Regions from separate parts of the Homo sapiens genome. Here all the other regions are linked to region 3. Evidence: chromatin contacts called from ENCODE Hi-C or POLR2A ChIA-PET data. All regions are on one chromosome and are shown on one strand. The core of a region is the stretch at or near the end of the contact, and the rest is flanking DNA. Distances in the headings are between cores, read along the strand shown. Region 1 overlaps ERG (ETS transcription factor ERG). Region 2 overlaps ERG (ETS transcription factor ERG). Region 3 holds the start of ERG (ETS transcription factor ERG).

Region 1 (3,672 bases), core at 700-3,199, 58 kb after region 3:
CAGAGAGAAACTCCATCTCAAAAAAATAAAAATAAAAAATAAAAAAATAAGCATTCTGTTTGTGGGAGAAGTGCAAACACTGTTTTCCTTAGTGTGAGCCTGTGATGCCCCTTGGTAGCTGATGTCTCCTCTCCCTCCTGGCCAGGCATGGGGAAGCTTTTCCAGCCTGTGTTGTGACCCCAGGGGTACAGGTTGGGAGTTTGGGGTAACCCTGAGCCCCAGGCAAGGGGCTACAGTCTATAAGAAAGAAAGACACCAGGAGCTTCAGTCCATAAGAAAGACACCAGGGCAGTTCCGCCCCAGGGCCCTCAGCGCAGCAGACTGGGGAAAGCTCTTGGGTGGTTTTTCTGTCAGGCAAGTGAAAGGCTGGTGCTGCGCTGAGGGTCTCTTTCCGGGAAACATCTTTTTCAGGGGAACTGGACATTTTCTTTCTTTTTTATTTTTCTTTTAGATGGAGTTTTGCTCTTTTTTACCCAGGCTGCAGGGAAGTGGCACGATCTCAGCTTACTGCAACCTCCACCCCCCGGGGTTCAAGCGACTCCCCTGCCTCAGCCTCCTGAGTAGCTGGGATTACAGGCATCCGCCACCATGCCTGGCTAAATTTTGTATTTTTAGTAGAGATGGGGTTTCACCATGTTGGCCAGGCTGGTCTCGAACTCAATCCACCCATCTTGGCCTCTCAGATTGCTGGGATTACAGGTGTTAGCCACCGCGCCCGGCCTTGACATTTTCTTTCAAGGAAACAATGGGAACTTTAAGAGTTCCTCTCTCAGGGCTCATAGAATTCTAACATTGCCCAGATTGCTGCCGTCATAAACTTTCAATGCTGTTCCAGCTCCTAAAGCATCGGTGATGTGTTTTGGTGGGTGGATACCGAGTGAAGACCATCATGTCATCCTCTTCATCCTCCGGGTCCTCCGGTGGGTTCGGTGATGTCGGTTTGGCAGGTGCTGTTCATGAAGGGAACAAGGTGGACCTCATCTGCCTTCAATCCAGGCCTACGTGCCTCCTTTGAGGAAAAGGGCAGCTGGGTTGTAATAGGCAGGGGAGGAACACTGGCTGCAGAGGCTGCCTCCGCTTTGAGGCATCTAGCAATGTACAGATGTCAACCAGTCACCAAGTGTCATCGTCCCCTACCCACAAGGATGTTCCAGGGGGAGGGAGAGGAGTGGCTGACACTAATCCCCTTTGTAGAAGAGAAAGATACAGAGCTCATGCCCGTCTCCCCCAGAGCTCAGTGTGTCTCCTGGCATTGTGTCTGGGTGCTGGCCTGGTGTATCAGTTGGGATTCTCTAGAGAAATAGAACTTATAGGATATTTTTACATTTTAAGATATTTATTTGAAGGAATTGGCTAATGCAGTTGTGGGAGTGGGCAGGTCTGAGATCTGCAGGGGAGGCTGGCAGGCTGGAAAGTAGGCAGAATTTCTTCTGCTCTGGAAACCGCAGGCTTTGTTCTTAAGGCCTTCAACTGATTAGACAAGGCCCACTCACATTATCTGACATCATCTCCTTTAGTCAAGTTCAACTGACTAGCTACCTGTGCAAATGCCTTCCCAGTACAACCTCAGTTAGCATTTGATTAAGTCACTGGGTGCTACGGCCTGGCCAAGTTGACACAGGAAACTGACCCCCACACCTGACTTCCAGGGATGCTGCACTCATCAGTGACTGGTGACCCATTGTACTTTTTAGATCTCCAAACCAGTGTGCTCTGGGGGGCCAGTTCACCGCTGCTGCTGGAGCTCAGCCTGACTGGACAGCGGGTGGTAAAGGGGGTGGCGTGTCAGGTCAGAGGTTCACTAGGGGGCTGCTCAAGCTCAGTGATCTGAAAGAATTGAAACATAAGTGGTGAGTCAGTGTTCTGCTATTAACAATCCAACGGGCTTCCTGAAGGGGAATGGGGGAAAAGAAAGCTGAACAGTTATCAGTGGAGCTAAGACTCATCTCAGCCAGAGGTTGGAGGCAGCCTTGGGGCAGACAAAGGACTGCCTGGGATCCCATCCGCAGGCTTTGCTGACTCACTGTGGGCTTTTTTTTTTTTTTTTTTTTTTTTTTGAGACAGTTTTGCTCTTGTCACCCAGGCTGGAATGCAATGGCACAATCTCGGCTCACTGCAACCTCTGCCTCCCGAGTTCAAGCGATTCTCCTGCCTCAGCCTCCCGAGTGGCTAGTTTTCATATTTTTAGCGGAGATGGGGCTTCACCATGTTGTCCAGGCTGGTCTCGAACTCCTTACCTCAGGTGATCCACCCGCCTCAGCCTCCCAAAGTGCTGGGATTACAAGCGTGAGCCACCATGCCCGGCCTCACTATGGGCTCTTTACGAATGTCAGGTGCAGCTCCATAAAAGGGAACATGGGCGTGATTCACTCTGCTTTATTTTGGACACCGTGAACCAGCACCGGGCTGTGTCAGCCCAGCTCGAGGGGCCAGGGCAGAGGCAGGGTTCACGGAGACGCAGATTCTGCCACGGAGGGGCTCACAGATGAGATGCTGCAGAGCAGTGTGTGGCTGCCTGCCTCTGGAGGAGCCCCGCCAGGAGTGCAGCTCCTCAACGCTCCACTACCTGCACCTGCATCCTTCCAGACTCGGAAGCCCCAGGCCAGCTGTGCCAGGGAGTTAGCCCATCTCCTGGCCCCTGGCCCAATAGCTTCTTCTAATTGTCCCTCCTCTTAGCTTATGCATAATGGGCTTTCCTGTAGTGCACATGCCACTTGAAGTCAAGTCCAAGGGGAAGTTACGTAAGTCAAATATTACTCTTTGGCTAGAACTTGTGGGCTGTTACCTTTGTGGCCCCTGACTATCTTGCAGACACCTCCACGGGAGAAGTGCACTCTCTGCAGCTTAGGTCTTTCCAGAACATGGCCCACCTCCTTCTGCCTAGAATACCCAGCTTGGGAATAGTGCCCTCTGTCCATCCCTATCCATCCAGTACCCACGGAGAAAAAGGCCATGTGCTTTGAGAGAAAGGAAGGACTTAGTTCCCAACCGAATAGTGGAATTCTACAAAACCTCAGTCCTAACGTGCTTACAAGCTCCTGAAATGAAATACAAGTGGTGAAACGAGATCTGTTGCCATTATAATAGAGTTTCTGTAAAGCATAATAAAAGAAAAACAGGAGAGAAAGGAACCACTGCTTTGCGAGCCAACTGGGATGTCCTTGTGGGTTTGGCTTGGCCACTGCCAGATCAAACAGCAGCATTCTTGCAGACAGTAATCTAATTGCACGTTGTGTAGACACAGGACATCATTTTTCAGCTTCGGTGGTCCACAGCCACCCTCTCCCTTTCTTCACTCTAGCCTCACGCACCAGAAAGCCCCAAGTGTTCACACAATGGAGAACTGTCAGTGTGTGGCCAAACTAAAACCAGCTGTTTTCCTGTGCCATCCACACCAAGGGCCTGGCTGGGAGTTTCAGCGCCTGCTCAGCCTCTCGTGAGCTCCCTACCAATGCCCTGAATTTGCTGTGAGGTCCCCAAAGCTCAAGTCATGATAGACTAGCAGGATAAGCCAAGAGGTAACACCTGCTCACTCATGGTCCACAAGCAAACTGTCTTCTCGTGAGCAGGCTGGCAGGTCTGTGCAGAGCAGGCTGCTTTTCCTCCATCTGAGCATCCCCAGCTCAGGCCAGCCAGATCACAGGCAGCTTACACTAAGTGGCACCTTCCCCT
Region 2 (3,853 bases), core at 233-2,732, 38 kb after region 3:
TGCATTCCAGCCTGGGCAACAGGGCGAGACTCCGTCTCAAAAAAGAAAAAGAAAAAGAAAAAAAAATTAGCCAGGCATGGTGGGACACGCCTGTAATCCCAGCTATTCAGGAGGCTGAGGCAGGAGAATCACTTGAACCCAGGAGGCGGAGGTTGCAGTGAGCCGAGATCACACCATTGCATTCCAGCCTGGGTGACAAGAGTGAAACTTCATCTCAAAAAATAAAAATAAATAAATAAACTCATTGCATGTTAACACAAATGAGATATTTTTATGAAAAGTAACTCTATTTTCCAAGAAAATGTTAATGAGAAGTGGCATTGTTTTGCATTTTTTGCAATCTCTTTAATGTCTGGGCTAATTGGAGGCAGCTGGATTCTCAGATCTGCTTATGCCTGCCCTTAGAGGGGTCTGGGGACCCCAGGGGGTTCCTGGACAACACTTTGAGAATGACTGACCTACAGAGCTCCGGAGAATCACTGACCTACAGAGCATAGTGTGGTACCTGGCACTGTGCTAGGCAGGGAGATACAGCAGTGAAGAAGAGGGACACATTCTCTGCCTTCCTGGAGGATGGTATGGGTTGAATAGTGTTCCCTGAGTTATGTTGAAGTCCTAACCCCCAGGACCTCAGAGTGGGACCTTATTTGGAGGTAGGGCCTTTACAGAGGTAATCCAATTAAAATGAGGCCCTTAGGGTGGTCCTTAATTCAGTGGGACTGATGTCCTTATAAAAAGAGGTAATTTGGACTCAGAAACAGGCATGCATAGAGGGAGGATGATATGAAGAGACAGGGAGAAGATGACCATCCACAAGCTAAGGAGGGAGTCCTCAGGAGGAATCAACCCCGCTGCTACTTTGCTCTCTGACTTCCAGCTTCCAGAGCCATGAGAGAATAAATGTCTGTTGCTTAAGCCCCTCAGTCCGTGGTACATTGTCTTGGCAACCCTAGCAAATGAATACACAGACTATGTATCGAATATTGAAATTGGGTTTTAAGGCAGTAATAAGGCCCATGCTGCTTCCTTGAGGAAAATTCAGCCGCAAAAGAGGATTCACTGCTTATTAATATGGAGACACGTTCTACCAGATAGAGCTCTGGGAATCCAGGTTCTCCATAGGCAAGCACAGCAGTGAACAGTTTTTCCAAACGTCTCCTTCCTAAGCAGAAAGGAAGTGACACCATTGTCTGCCATTTGCCATTCAGAGCTCGTTAAAACCTACAGCCTCACACCCATCACCGGTCCACAGGTAAACAGAGATTTCAGGGCAGGGGAATACTTTGGTGCCGTTATTCCTTTCAGTTGCCACAAGTCAGTTTCCCTAAAGGCTGCCCTATTAGTGGATGGGTGGGTGGGAGCCTCAGTGAGGTATTTCCTGTGTGAGTCAAAGCCTTTCAAAATGGCCGTGACCCCTTGCAGACTCTGAATGAAAAGTACAGATTCTCAGTTCCCAGAGTTTCTGCATGTGATGATGAATGGAAGTTCCCGTTGCATGTGGGACAAAGGATGGCTGTAACATTTTATTAGGTGTGGCTTTTGGTGTACACATGGCATATGCAATATATGCATTCTCATCACATTTAGTTTTGAAAATAATAAAACTTTAAAGATAGAAAGAATTTTCTTTGCAGAACCCTTATGAGATGGAAAATATTAGTGCAACACAGAAGAAGACAATTCCCGGGCTTTTAGCCAAGACGGCTAGAGAGACTCCACTTCTCTCTGAGTCAACACCCAGGTTCCTGCCATGGCCTGCAAGGCTCTACCACCCCCAGCCTTTCCTGGTTCACCTCCTGGTTCTTTCTTTCGCTCCTTTCCAGTAACCCCTCCTCCCTGGCTGTTCTTGGTCCCATTGTTCCTCGTGCAGCCCCCGCAGTCCACTCTGGCCTTGTTCTAGCTGTTGCCAAGGCTGGAAGGCCTATTCTTCATGAATGCATGGGGGCTCACACCCTCCCCTCCTTCGCGTTTTCTCAGGACCACCCTGGCCACTCTAAATGAAAAGCAGCAGTTTACCTCTCTTTTCCTGAGTCTCTAGTTCTGCCTTCTGTTTCTTCATACTTATCACTTACCACCTTCTAACCCTGAGATCAGGCTTGAAAAACAAGGTTATAAATTTACCCTATCAATTATTGGTTGATTAATTGATTTTCAAAAATTATCTGTGGCTTGTAGTGCTAGAATACAAGCCTTATGCAGATAGGTGTCTTTGTGGTTTTGGGTCATGGATGTAATCTAGAAGCAGCTAGACAAGTTTCTAAGTAGAAAAGGTGTTCAGTACATATTTGTTGAACTTATGACTAAGAGAATATTCTTATTCCTGGAAGATATGTGTGATTTCTAGTGGAGACTAGAAATGGCCTTTCTCTGAGGCAAACTTCTAAATCCTCTGAATAAAGGTATCTCTAGCCCATCTGACTCAGTCCCACACCCCTGGGCTGTGGAATAACCAGTTTAGGGGGTGATTAAAATGGCTACATAGGTACAGAAATGTTAACTTCAGGTTGTCAGTGTAGCAGAAGCAAAGATGTTTGTCGTGTTGTCTGTGAAGACGTGCTATAAAATCGTCCCCCAAAGTAAATTGTAATGGCAACCATGCCCTCAGATTGTTCTGGAGGATATAGACAGGGAATCAGACACTACTTTCAAAACTGTTACATAATAAATCTTACATTGGAAAACTGTCTTAGACCTGTTTAGAAATCTTGCATTCTCTGTCTTAGAACTTTCCCTCTTGAGCTGATAATTATCATCCAGTAATGACACTTATGTGGCCTTGGGAAACAAGTTATTAAGCATGCACCTGCCATCCCTCCAAGGCAGTTTCACCCTTCAAATTAAATGCGCTGCGCTTCCTGGCAGCGCTGAGGCCATTGGAGTGGCTCCTGAGTGATGGCTTGGAAGAAATGATAGCCTAGTAGAGAAGTGGCCCAGGAGAGTGCACAGAGGAAAGCTGACATTTAGAGAATGAGGAGAGAAAAAGGAGGGCATAAAGAGATGGGGGATGGAATTGTCAACCAAATAGGAGGAATAGCAGGAATATGGAAGCCAAAGAAAAGAGGGTTAAAAAAGGGGAGAGTGGCCAACAGTATGAACTGCTCTTGAGTAGGTAACAAAGAGACCAGCTGGGAGTGAATGTTTGAGGGAACCCCAAAAAGCTCACTCCTAATCGTGGCAGGACAGTGTCAGAACCAGACGGCAAGGTTGGAGAAGAGAAGAGAGCAGGAGATGAGAATCTGTTAAAGAGCTGTGAAATATTTAAGTAAGTAAGTATGGCCAATTTTTGGTTCCTTGCATCACCAGCTACCACCCCCACCTTCGGACACCCAGACCAACACACGACTCTTGCTTGAAAGCAAAGTATGAAGGTTAGAGACACTGACGTGAGTGAAACTAGACTGAACGTTTGCGAGATCCTGGATAAATAAATATTGGATATTTTTGTTGGATAAATATTGCTTGGATAAATATTGCGAAAGTGCATTGTGATTGCAGAAATACTGAATTGGCATCAGATTCATTAATAAAAATTCTGCCTGACATCTCACGTGTCAAGGCCCATGGGAGCCTGACTGGCCACTACTTGGTGCATTCTTTTTTTTTTTTTTTTTTTTGAGCCAGAGTCTCACTCTGTCACCCAGGCTGGAGTGCAGTGGCGCAACCTCAGCTCACTGCAACCTCCACCTCCCAGGTTCAAGCTATTCTCCAGCCTCGGCCTACCGAGTAGCTGGGATTACAGGCACACGCCACCACACCTGGCTAATATTTGTATTTTTAGTAGAGACAGAGTTTCACCATGTTGGCCAGGCTGGTCTCGAACTCCTGACCTCGTGATCTGCCCGTCTTGGCCTCC
Region 3 (3,701 bases), core at 267-2,766:
AAGAGCGGAAATCAACACCCCCTCATAATGTAGGTGCTGAGAACTTAGGTTCTGATTTCCACAGAATGATTTTCTTACAATATACTCTCTTTCTTTTCTTTTCCTTCTTTCTTTCCCTCCCTCCCTCCCTTTCTCCTTCCTTCCTCCCTCCTTCCTCCCATCCTCCTTCCTTTCTCTCTCTCTTCTGTCCTTCCTTTCTCCTTCTCCATTTTTTCTCGCCCTCTTCCCTCCCTCCTCCTCCTCCTCTCCTTCCTCTCCCTTTCCCCCCTTATCTTTCTCCTTCTCCTCCTTCTTTTGTCCTAACATGAGGTGATAAATCAGAGGTATATAATAAAAGCCAGAATGACCTGGGCTGGTGGACAGAACTCTGACACATGCCGGCCTAAAGTCTGAGTGAAATCCATTTACTGAACGTCCAGCTCTGCAACCAGGAATTGTCAGATGACTCAGGATTTAGTCTATTGTGTTCTTGGGGTCGCCTATTGAGACCACACCTCTTTATGGGTCCTGCGTTCCTGTAGCTAGATTCAAAGCAAAATGTTTCTTCCAAGCAATTTCCTGAAAATGAGTAATTAAAGTCCTGAAACCCTCTAAGGAATGTTCAGGCCTGCATTCGCTGTACTTCCTTCGAGGAGAAAACAGACCTGTGACCCTGAACTTATAGCTTGGATTTTAGACATGTAATGGGGCCCTCACATGGCATCTCTGGGTAGCCAAAAGTTCTATGAGGATCTGTTGTCTGCAACATGGATGTCTGTCAGAGTGAGACCAGCTCACTGATATTCCGGGACATTTGTAGTCACTTCAGTTATTTGGGTTTTAATAAATACTTGAAAACAAGACTTAGGAAGGTTTATTTTTCCTCTTTATTTTTTGTGTTTACTGTAAGCCTAGAGTCCTTGCGTTTTCAACAACTTTGTTGTAGAGCAAATAAAAAGTGCAGGTATTTGGAAGGAGAAAATGAAACTGTTCTGGAACACTTATATGAAATGTTGAATAAATATAGGTTGTTAAAAATCAGCCAGGCAATGGCTGTTACTGAACATGGCCATCTATTAACATGAAATAAACTCCACCTGCAAAGTTTCCTTTTAGGAGAAAGGAGCTCAAGTCCTCTGTCCTAGTAATTCTGCGAAGAATTGGGCTGCGAAGGGCTGACACCCAGGGCAGTGGGGTGCCCTCAACGCCTTGGCTCCAAGGTGCTTGCAGCCCGTGTGAAGCCATGCGGAGTCCCATCACATCTGCATCCTGCCTTGGTCTCAGTGCAGTGTGTCACACGGCGGCACACCGGTCACACCTGCTGTGGCAGTCCCCATCCCAATTGATGCCTTTTCTTTTTTTAATTAAAAAAAAAAAATCTCCTGGCTGCATATCATCAAGAAAAACAACATTGTTTTCAGGGTCTCTTATCTCTCCACTCCCAAATATCCTGTTTCTTTGGGCTGGACAGCCAGGACCAATAGAAACCTCTTCCTGCCATTGGCTGACTTCATTTCCCAGACTTAGCACAATCTCATCCGCTCTAAACAACCTCATCAAAACTACTTTCTGGTCAGAGAGAAGCAATAATTATTATTAACATTTATTAACGATCAATAAACTTGATCGCATTATGGCCAGCACTATTAAGGTAAGGAAAGGGTTCCTTTTAATTTGACAAAATCTTGTTCTTGTTACTCTTTTCTTTGGTTTCCTTTATCAAGGCAGATAAGTTAGGGTTGGGCAACACCCCCACTGCCACAATAGAGGACAACAAGATTTCCTTTGCACTGCCTAGTAAATTTCCTTTTTCCTACTCCAACCATCCGCAAGGCTTAAAAACTTCAAACTCAGAAAAAAATTGGGGTTTCTAAATTCACTGTTGAGTGCTGTGGATTACTTTTGGAAAGGCTTTTCGGAGCGCTTCTGAATTTTCAGATTCTCTAACTATCCCTAACGGTGCCTGGATGTGTGTCTGAGAAAAGGCAGCAGACTCGGAGAGGTTGAAGGGTCGGGTCAAAGCAAAAGATGCGTTTGTGAATGTCAGACATTTGGAGGCTCTTCAGTGGCTCCTTAGCATCAGGGATGCCAGGCAGTCCCAGTGGAAGCGAAGAGATACTCGGCAAGTGGCTGCTGGTAATGGGACGCAAATGTTGACTTGATTTGTGGGACATCCACGCTGAGAACTGAGTGCTCACGTAACTCAAATGGGGGTAATTTGGTTTGTTCCACTATATGTTTATCTTCAATAAAATACCTACTGTCTGTGCACTGTGAGTAAGATTTCTTCCAGCAATGGTTAGGTTTGCGGAGATTGGAAAGCAATGGCCGGTCGGTTCTCTGTGCTGTGGGGTGTTTGGTCTGATGCATTTCCTTGCCTAAGTTTTTAGTAGATAGCATGTAGAGATTAATGTGGAGGTAAATCTGCACAGGTACAATCCTAAATATGGCCTGATTCCTGGAAATGAAGCCAATTTAATGGTGACTACAAGTCAAGGGGCATGCAGTCTTGAATGGGGGTCCGTTCAGTTGTTTTAAAGGCCACCATGCCTTCGTGACATTTGTAGAAATGTGAAAAATCAGCAACAAAAGCAGATGCTGAGTGGAGGGAAAAGAAAATTGTGTTTGTTGCATGTCTTTAGTTTTGCTGCACGGAGGTGAGAAGCATTTGGTGGTGTTTTCATAAGGCTTTTAGTTTGTTGGAAAGTGCATAAGAAAATGGAAGTTTGCCCAGAATTGGGCCAAGCCATTTTCAAAAATACTCTTTGGTTTGGTATTTTCATAATTTGAAATGTTTGTATTAGAAGATTTGACTCATATGTACCATAGAAACTGTGTTTGAGAAGTTCAGCTTTTATTTCTCAAGGTGTGTTCAATAATATATTAAAAATCTGTGTACCAAGAACTTTCACCTTATACTTTTCTTTCTTTGGCTTCAAGGATTGGAATCTGCTGAAATATGGCTCCTATAGACAGGAATTATAAAATTGAGAGTTAATGTGCCCTACTTATAGCTACATGAATAGAAATTACTTGATTTTGTGACCCAAAATGTTATTTTTTTGTTCTTATTTTCATCCTTATTCATATGCATGTTAAATCAAATATTCTGTGTAAATCTTGAATAGCTTGGGTACGATCTTATGTGGTTTTTTTTCCCAAAAAACTCAGTGCATTAAAAAGGACATTGAAATAACAGACCATCCTTTAGAAGGTAGGTACATTTTGCAAAACATCCAAATGTGTTATACTGTTTAATTTGAAGTATACATTTATGAATACATGAAGCTATTTTGAAAGTTTGAATATTTTGTGATTTTCTGAACACTTTTTTGGAAATAATAGTTTACACTTGTCTAAGGTACTATGCTTGATTTAACATTTTATTACATTGCATTATGTGTTTATTGTATGTACCCAAGTGAACCCTTAGAATGACTACAGGTGAATTTTTTTTTAATCTTCTGTTAAAATAGGCCCTCTTTATAGGTGACTTCCTTTAAGACATGTTTCTGTTAGATTTCCTGGGTAAAGTAATGAGATGATTTTACAGCCTTGTTTATAGAGTGGAAAAAGGAGGTCCTGAGTCTGTTGACTACAGTTTCAATTACGTTAGCGCAAAGCCCAAGTTAGCATAGGGAAAATGATGGCTGTCCACTGGAATTAGGAAACAGCCCCCCATAGAGGCAATTTCCAGTCTCAATGCACTCTGTTTTTTTGTT

What was found. Hi-C counts contacts between places; a loop is a spot of excess contacts on that map. ChIA-PET counts read pairs that join two places held with the same protein, here RNA polymerase II (POLR2A). Pooled maps may share reads with other maps.
Region 1: a loop to region 3 is called in a map of endothelial cell of umbilical vein, with 4 times the contacts of the local background. The contact joins the enhancer-like site here to the promoter of ERG in region 3. A Hi-C loop is called at or near these places in 6 of 168 maps with a recorded cell type or tissue (aorta, ascending aorta, endothelial cell of umbilical vein and 2 more) and 4 of 50 pooled maps. POLR2A ChIA-PET finds 5 or more read pairs at or near these places in 4 of 52 experiments (BJ, MCF 10A, WTC11 and 1 more).
Region 2: a map of endothelial cell of umbilical vein shows a loop between it and region 3 (3-fold over the local background). The contact joins the enhancer-like site here to the promoter of ERG in region 3. A Hi-C loop is called at or near these places in 8 of 168 maps with a recorded cell type or tissue (Right ventricle myocardium inferior, aorta, ascending aorta and 4 more) and 11 of 50 pooled maps. POLR2A ChIA-PET finds 5 or more read pairs at or near these places in 4 of 52 experiments (BJ, MCF 10A, common myeloid progenitor, CD34-positive and 1 more).

What each region holds. Positions count from the first base shown.
Region 1 is chr21:38,439,173-38,442,844 of GRCh38, reverse strand. All of the region lies in intron 2 of ERG (ETS transcription factor ERG), which reads left to right. Among named protein-coding and RNA genes, the nearest start is that of ERG, 57 kb to the left of the region's middle. RefSeq lists an enhancer at 3,330-3,672. Within about 2 kb of position 1,949, at least 2 of the 41 ENCODE cell types and tissues checked have a DNase peak (open chromatin) inside an H3K27ac peak, as active enhancers do; they include endothelial cell of umbilical vein, where a contact is called at or near this core.
Region 2 is chr21:38,458,185-38,462,037 of GRCh38, reverse strand. All of the region lies in intron 1 of ERG (ETS transcription factor ERG), which reads left to right. Among named protein-coding and RNA genes, the nearest start is that of ERG, 38 kb to the left of the region's middle. Within about 2 kb of position 1,482, at least 3 of the 41 ENCODE cell types and tissues checked have a DNase peak (open chromatin) inside an H3K27ac peak, as active enhancers do; they include ascending aorta, endothelial cell of umbilical vein and mammary epithelial cell, where a contact is called at or near this core.
Region 3 is chr21:38,496,292-38,499,992 of GRCh38, reverse strand. It overlaps ERG (ETS transcription factor ERG), which reads left to right and starts at 1,516. Exons shown (of 10, transcript NM_182918.4): 1 at 1,516-1,630. The coding sequence starts at 1,613.